Regions from separate parts of the Homo sapiens genome. Here region 1 is linked to region 2. A link is an interaction called in ENCODE POLR2A ChIA-PET data of the cell type or tissue named here. Cell type or tissue: K562. All regions are shown on one strand. Links, peaks and the distances in the headings refer to the core of each region. The heading gives the core; the rest is flanking DNA.

Region 1 (2,903 bases), core at 188-2,687, 100 kb before region 2:
GCTACTTGGGAGGCTGAGGCAGGAGAATCGTTTGAACCCAGGAAGTGGAGGTTGCAGTTGCAGTCAGCCGAGATTGCACCACTGCACTCCAGCCTGCGTGACAGAGCTAGACTCATCTCAAAAAAAAGAAAAAAACAAAAAAACCCCCCACAATTGATGAGCTAAAATGCAAGAAGCACCCTGGAAAGCAGGGTACAGAGCAGCAGGAACATGAGGCTCCTTGTGTAGCCTCCAGTCCTAGTTTATCAGTGACACTGCATCAGGACCATCTTTGTGTATGTAACTTACCTCCTTGTGTCCGTCTTTCTTTCTCTCTCTCTTTCTCCCTTCCTGCCTTCCTTCCTTCCTTCCTTCCCTCCTTCCCTCCTTCCCTCCCTCCTTCTCTCCCTCCCTCCCTCCTTCTCTTTCTCTCTTTCTCTTTCTTTCCTTCTCTCTTTCTTTCTTCTTCCTTTTTTTTTTTTTTTTTTTTGAGACGGAGTCTCGCTCTGTTGCCCAGGCTGGAGTGCAGTGGCTCGATCTCAGCTCACCACAACCTCCGCCTCCCAGGTTCAAGCGATTCTCCTGCCTCAACCTCCCAAGTAGCTGGGATTACAGGTGCATGCTACCACGCCCAGCCAATTTTTGTATTTTTAGTAGAGACGGAGTTTCACCACATTGGTCAGGCTGGTCTCGAACTCCTGACCTCGTGATCCGCCCGCCTCACCCTCCCAAAGTGTTGGGATTACAGGCATGAGCCACCTCTCCCTTCCCTTCCCTTTCCCTTCCCTTCCCCTTCCCTTCCCTTCCCCTTCCTTTCCCTTCCCTTCCCTCCCCTCTTTTCCTCTCCTTTCTTTTTCTTTCTCTCCCTTTCTTTCTCTTTCTTTACTTCTTTCTTAACAGGGTCTTACTCCCTCCCACACTGGGATGCAGTGGTGCAGTCACAGCTCACTGCGGCCTCAACCTCTTGGGCTCAGGTGGTCCTCTCAGCCTTCTGGGTAGCTGGGACCATAGGCGTGTGCCACCATGCCCAGCTAATTTTTTCGTATTTTTAGTAGAGATGGGGTTTTGCCATGTTGCCCAGGCTGGTCTCCAACTCCTGGGTTCAAGCCATCTGCCTGTCTCAGCCTCCCAAAGTGCTGGAATTACAGGCGTGAACTGCGCCTGGTCTTATTTTCTCATTTTGAATGATTATTATTAGTTTGATTTTTTAGACACAATGTGAAAAGACACTTTCCATAATTGTTAATATTGCTAATTTGTACAATGGTTAATGATCTTATAAAATAGTTGTATGAAAGCACCAACCACCTTAGAAAGCTGCCAGCATTCATATCTACTTTCCAGACCCTCATCCCTCCTCCCCACTCACCTGCTCTGCTCGCTCATTCATGGCTTTCCTGTGCTCTGCCATTGCTCAGGTGAGTGAGCAGTTCGCCCGGCACATTGACCAGCAGATCCAGGGCAGCCGGATCGGTGGAGCCCAGGAAATGGAGAGGCTGGCACAGCTGCAGCAATGCCTGCAAGCTGTCCTGATTTTCTCCGGCTTGGAGATAGCCACCACTTTTGAGCATTATTACCAGTGAGTGTGGACCTAAGGAGCGGGAGCTGGCGGGAGGCAGGATGATGGTGGCAGAGCCAGCTCATGGGCCTGGAAGTCTGGGATAGAGGCAGGCTGGAGCCTTGGAGTGGGAGGCTGGGCCACACTGGTGCCCACACTGAGGCTTGGCCCGGGCTGCATGCACTGCAGGCACTACATGGCGGACCGTCTCCTGGGCGTGGTCTCGAGCTGGCTGGAGGGGGCCGTGCTGGAGCAGATCGGTCCCTGCTTCCCCAACCGCCTCCCCCAGCAGATGTTGCAGAGCCTGAGCACCTCTAAGGAGCTGCAGCGCCAGTTCCACGTCTACCAGCTCCAGCAGCTGGATCAGGAACTCCTGAAGCTGGAGGATACAGAGAAGAAAATACAGGTGAGTGCCTTGGAAGGGATAAGCAAATAAGAGGGTAGGGGGAAGAGGGGCGTGGAGCAGACTGGAGGAGGCCATGGCATCTGGGAACCCTGTGCTCCTTCAGGTGGGCCTTGGGGCCAGTGGCAAGGAGCACAAGAGCGAGAAGGAAGAGGAAGCTGGGGCAGCAGCAGTGGTGGATGTGGCGGAGGGAGAGGAGGAAGAGGAGGAGAATGAGGACCTCTACTATGAAGGGGCAATGCCAGAAGTGTCTGTGCTTGTCCTGTCCCGACACTCCTGGCCTGTTGCCTCAATCTGCCACACACTGAACCCCAGAACCTGCCTGCCCTCCTACCTGAGGGGCACTTTGAACAGATACTCCAACTTCTACAACAAGAGTGAGCAGCCAGGCAGAGGGACTGGGGACTGGGGAGAGGGTGGGCTGCTAGGAAAGGACCTGGGGTTGGGGGCAGACCCTGATGTTGGGAGGCTTGATGTAAAAAGAGATAGTCTTTGGCTGGGCACAGTGCTCACGCCTGTAATCCCAGCACTTTGGGAGGCCGAGGCAGGCAGATCACTTGAGGTCAGGAGTTCAAGACCAGCCTTGGCCAACATGGTGAAACCTCGTCTCTGCTAAAAATACAGAAATTAGCCGGGTGTGGTGGTGTGTGCCTGTAGTCCCAGCTACTCGGGAGGCTGAGGCAGGAGAATCACTTCAACCCACAGGCAGATGTTGCAGTGAGCCGAGATCGTGCCACTGCACTCTAGCCTGGGCGACAGCGAGACTCCATCTCAAAAAAAAAAAAAAAAAAAAAAAAGAGTTGGTCTTTTAATTTACATTTTTAATTTTTGTTTTTATAGATTCAGGGAGAGATAGTCTTTAGGGATAAGAATTCCCTAGGCCATGGGAAAAACAGTGGTTTTGAGAACAAAGGGCAGGAGCTTGGTGGCTGGGGGTGGCAGGTGCTGTCAGATACCTGATCC
Region 2 (2,903 bases), core at 231-2,730:
GAACCGCCCATCTCAGCCTCCCAAAGTGCCGGGATTACAGCCGTGAGCCACCACACCTGGCTTGGGGGTTAGATCTTTACCTTGTCCTACTTTAAAAATCAATGAGGCCAGGCATGGTGGCTCACACGTGTAATCCCAGCACTTTGGGAGGCCGAGATGGGAGGATTGCTTGAGTCCAGGAGTTTGAGACCAGCCTGGCCAACATGTGGAGACCCTGTTGCTACAAATTTTTTTTTTTTTTTGGTTGCGGGGGATGGAGTCTCACTCTGTCACCCAGGCTGGAGTGCAGTGGTGCAATCTCGGCTCACTGCAACCTCCGCCTCTTGGTTTCAAGCAATTGTCCTGCCTCAGCCTCCCAAATAAGAGGCTGAAACCACCCCAGGCCCAAAAAATAAATTAAAAATTAAAAAAATTATTGGCCGGGTACAGTGGCTCATACCTATAATCCTAGCACTCTGAGAGGCCGAGGTGGGTGAATCATCTGAGGTGAGGAGTTCGAGACCAGCCTGGCCATCATGGTGAAACCCCGTCTCTATTAAAAATACAAAAATTAGCCAGACGTGGTTGTGTGTGGCTGTAATCCCAGCTACTCGGGAGGCTGAAGCAGGATAATCACTTGAACCCAGGAGGAAGAGGTTGCAGTGAGACAAGATTGTGCCAGTGCACTCCAGCCTGGGTGACAGAGTGAGACTCTTGCAAACAAATAAAAAAGTATTTAAATAATTTTTTCTTTTTTTAGACACATGGTCTCACTATGTTGCCTAGGCTAGTCTCGAACTCCTGGGTTCAAGCGATCCTCCAGCCTTGGTCTCCCAAAGTGCTAGGATTACAGGTGTGAGCCTCCACACCTGGTATACAAAAAATAAGATGTTTAAATTAGCCAGGTACAGTGGTGCATACCTATGGTCCCAACTATTCAGGAGGATCACTTGAGCCTGAGAGGTTGAGGCCTGCAGTGAGTCATGATCACGCCACTGCACTCCAGCCTGGGTGACAAAGGGAGATCCTGTTCCAAAAAAGAAAGGTAGGGGAAAGGGTTAGGCATGGTAGTTCCTGCCTGTAATCCCAGCACTTTGGGAGGCCAAGGCAGGTGGATCACTTGAGGTCAGGAGTTCGAGAACAGCCTGGCCAACATGGGGAAACCCCGTCTCTACTGAAAATACAAAAATTAGCTGGGTGTGGTGGCGGTTGCCTGTAATCCCAGCTACTTGGGAGGCTGAAGCAGAGAATCACTTGAACCCAGGAGGCGGAGGTTGCAGTGAGCTGAGATTGTGACACTGCACTCCAGCCTGGGCAACAGAGTGAGACTCTGTCTCAAAAAAAAAAAAAAAAAGACTCAAAACAAAACAAAAAACAAAAAAAAAATCAATGAAGCTGTGGGGACAGAAGTAAGCCAGGCCTTGAAGTGCTGTTAGTGATAGAATGGGGGAATCAGAGGGTGGCCACCAAATCCTAGACAGTTCAGGGGGCAGGAAACACATCCCTGCCCTGGGTACCAGCCCCTCCACCTCACCCCCAGCCATTTTCTATGCTCAGAACAAAGTCCAGGACAAGACCTGCATCTAGACTGTAATCTCACTGCTCACCAGCTCCTTTAACAGGGGGAACATCAGTCCTGGAGATGCAGAGGTGGAGGCTGGACCAAGACAGTATCATTTTCCCAGGACCTGGCGTCATCCTCAACAGCTTAAGGAGAGACAGATTCCATTCTGTTCCACTCTCTATGGCCTTGGCTGCCCTAACCTGGTAGAGGGGGAGAGGCTGGGACCAGGCTATGAGGGGGCCCCTCACTCCCAGTTCAGCCCCCAGAGCCGCTGCAATGGACGCAGGGAGGCTTCAGCAGTGTATCCCTCCTACCCACTGGGCCTAGCCTGGAAGTGTGAGGTAGAGTTGCAGTGTGGGTGCTCACGGGAGATCTGGTGCGGGCACAGCTCCCCCAGGACTTGCTGCCATTCTTTCCTTCCAATAAGCCACAGCTGCTTCCTATTCGCCTTTTAGGAATCTTGGTGGTGGTTAGGCCAGGCGCAGTGGCTCCCACCTGTAATCCCAACACTTTGGGAAGCCGAGGCAGATGGATCATGAGGTCAGGAGTTCAAAACTATCCTGGCCAAGATGGTGAAACCCCGTCTCTACTACAAATACAAAAAAATTAGCTGGGCGTGGTGGCAGGTGCCTGTAATCCCAGCTACTCGGGAGGCTAAGGCAGAGAATTGCTTGAACCCGGGAGGCAGACGATGCAGTGAGCCAAGATCACACCACTGCACTCCAGCCTGGGCAACAGAGTGAGATTCCGCCTCAAAAAAACAAAACAAAACAAAACAAAACAAAAAGAATCTTGGTGGTGGTGACAGGTTAAGGCCAAGAAACTAAACCAGTTCGATACAACTCACACTGTCAGTGCCAGGGGTTGGGGGAAGAGGCCCTGGCAGCTGTGGAGAGTGGAAGTACCATGGATTTGTAATCTGAACGCCAGTGTCTGCGTCCCAGCTATACCACTCCTTAACAGCAGGACCTTGACTCCAAGGTCACCTGACTCCAAGCATATCACTTGACTCTAGCCTGTTTTCTCCTCTACACAATGAGGTTAACAGCACACCTCACAAGAGTGTGGTAATAGTAAAAGTTAAAGCATACAATTTGAATACATACAATTGTCATCACTACTGTACCAATTGCCCCGATCCCTGCCTTCAGGACAAACTGGGAGGTGCCTGAGCTTCCCCACCCCTTCTCCCTAGAGGCCAGCCTCTCTGCTCCTCCCTTGGCCCTGAGGAACATGGTGTGACCAGATGGTGTTGGGAACCGGGTGTCCTCCCAACTGCACTCCAGGTACAACAGCTAGGAACCTCAGAGTGATCAAGTGTGGTCATCAGAAAACAAGGTTCAGGACCAACAGTCAAGGC

What was found. ChIA-PET counts read pairs that join two places held together with the same protein. Peaks named below come from ENCODE experiments on the same cell type or tissue, not always from the same donor. Only the 100,000 strongest peaks of a DNase experiment are listed, where the experiment ranks them.
Region 1: POLR2A ChIA-PET joins it to region 2 with 10 read pairs; 6 of 35 experiments call an interaction of 5 or more read pairs at or near these places.

The regions. Positions count from the first base shown.
Region 1 is chr6:43,039,570-43,042,472 of GRCh38, reverse strand. It overlaps CUL7 (cullin 7), which reads left to right. Exons shown (of 26, transcript NM_014780.5): 20 at 1,398-1,558; 21 at 1,727-1,943; 22 at 2,047-2,317. LOC124901318 (a long non-coding RNA gene) reads right to left here and starts at 1,437. Exons shown (of 2, transcript XR_007059581.1): 1 at 1,349-1,437. In K562, for the core only: no CTCF peak of the experiment used is centred there; no DNase peak of the experiment used is centred there.
Region 2 is chr6:42,939,613-42,942,515 of GRCh38, reverse strand. The region is part of intron 1 of CNPY3-GNMT (CNPY3-GNMT readthrough); the gene reads right to left. LINC02976 (long intergenic non-protein coding RNA 2976) reads right to left here and starts at 2,023. Exons shown (of 5, transcript NR_186646.1): 1 at 1,910-2,023; 2 at 1,587-1,743; 3 at 901-1,006. In K562, for the core only: no CTCF peak of the experiment used is centred there; no DNase peak of the experiment used is centred there.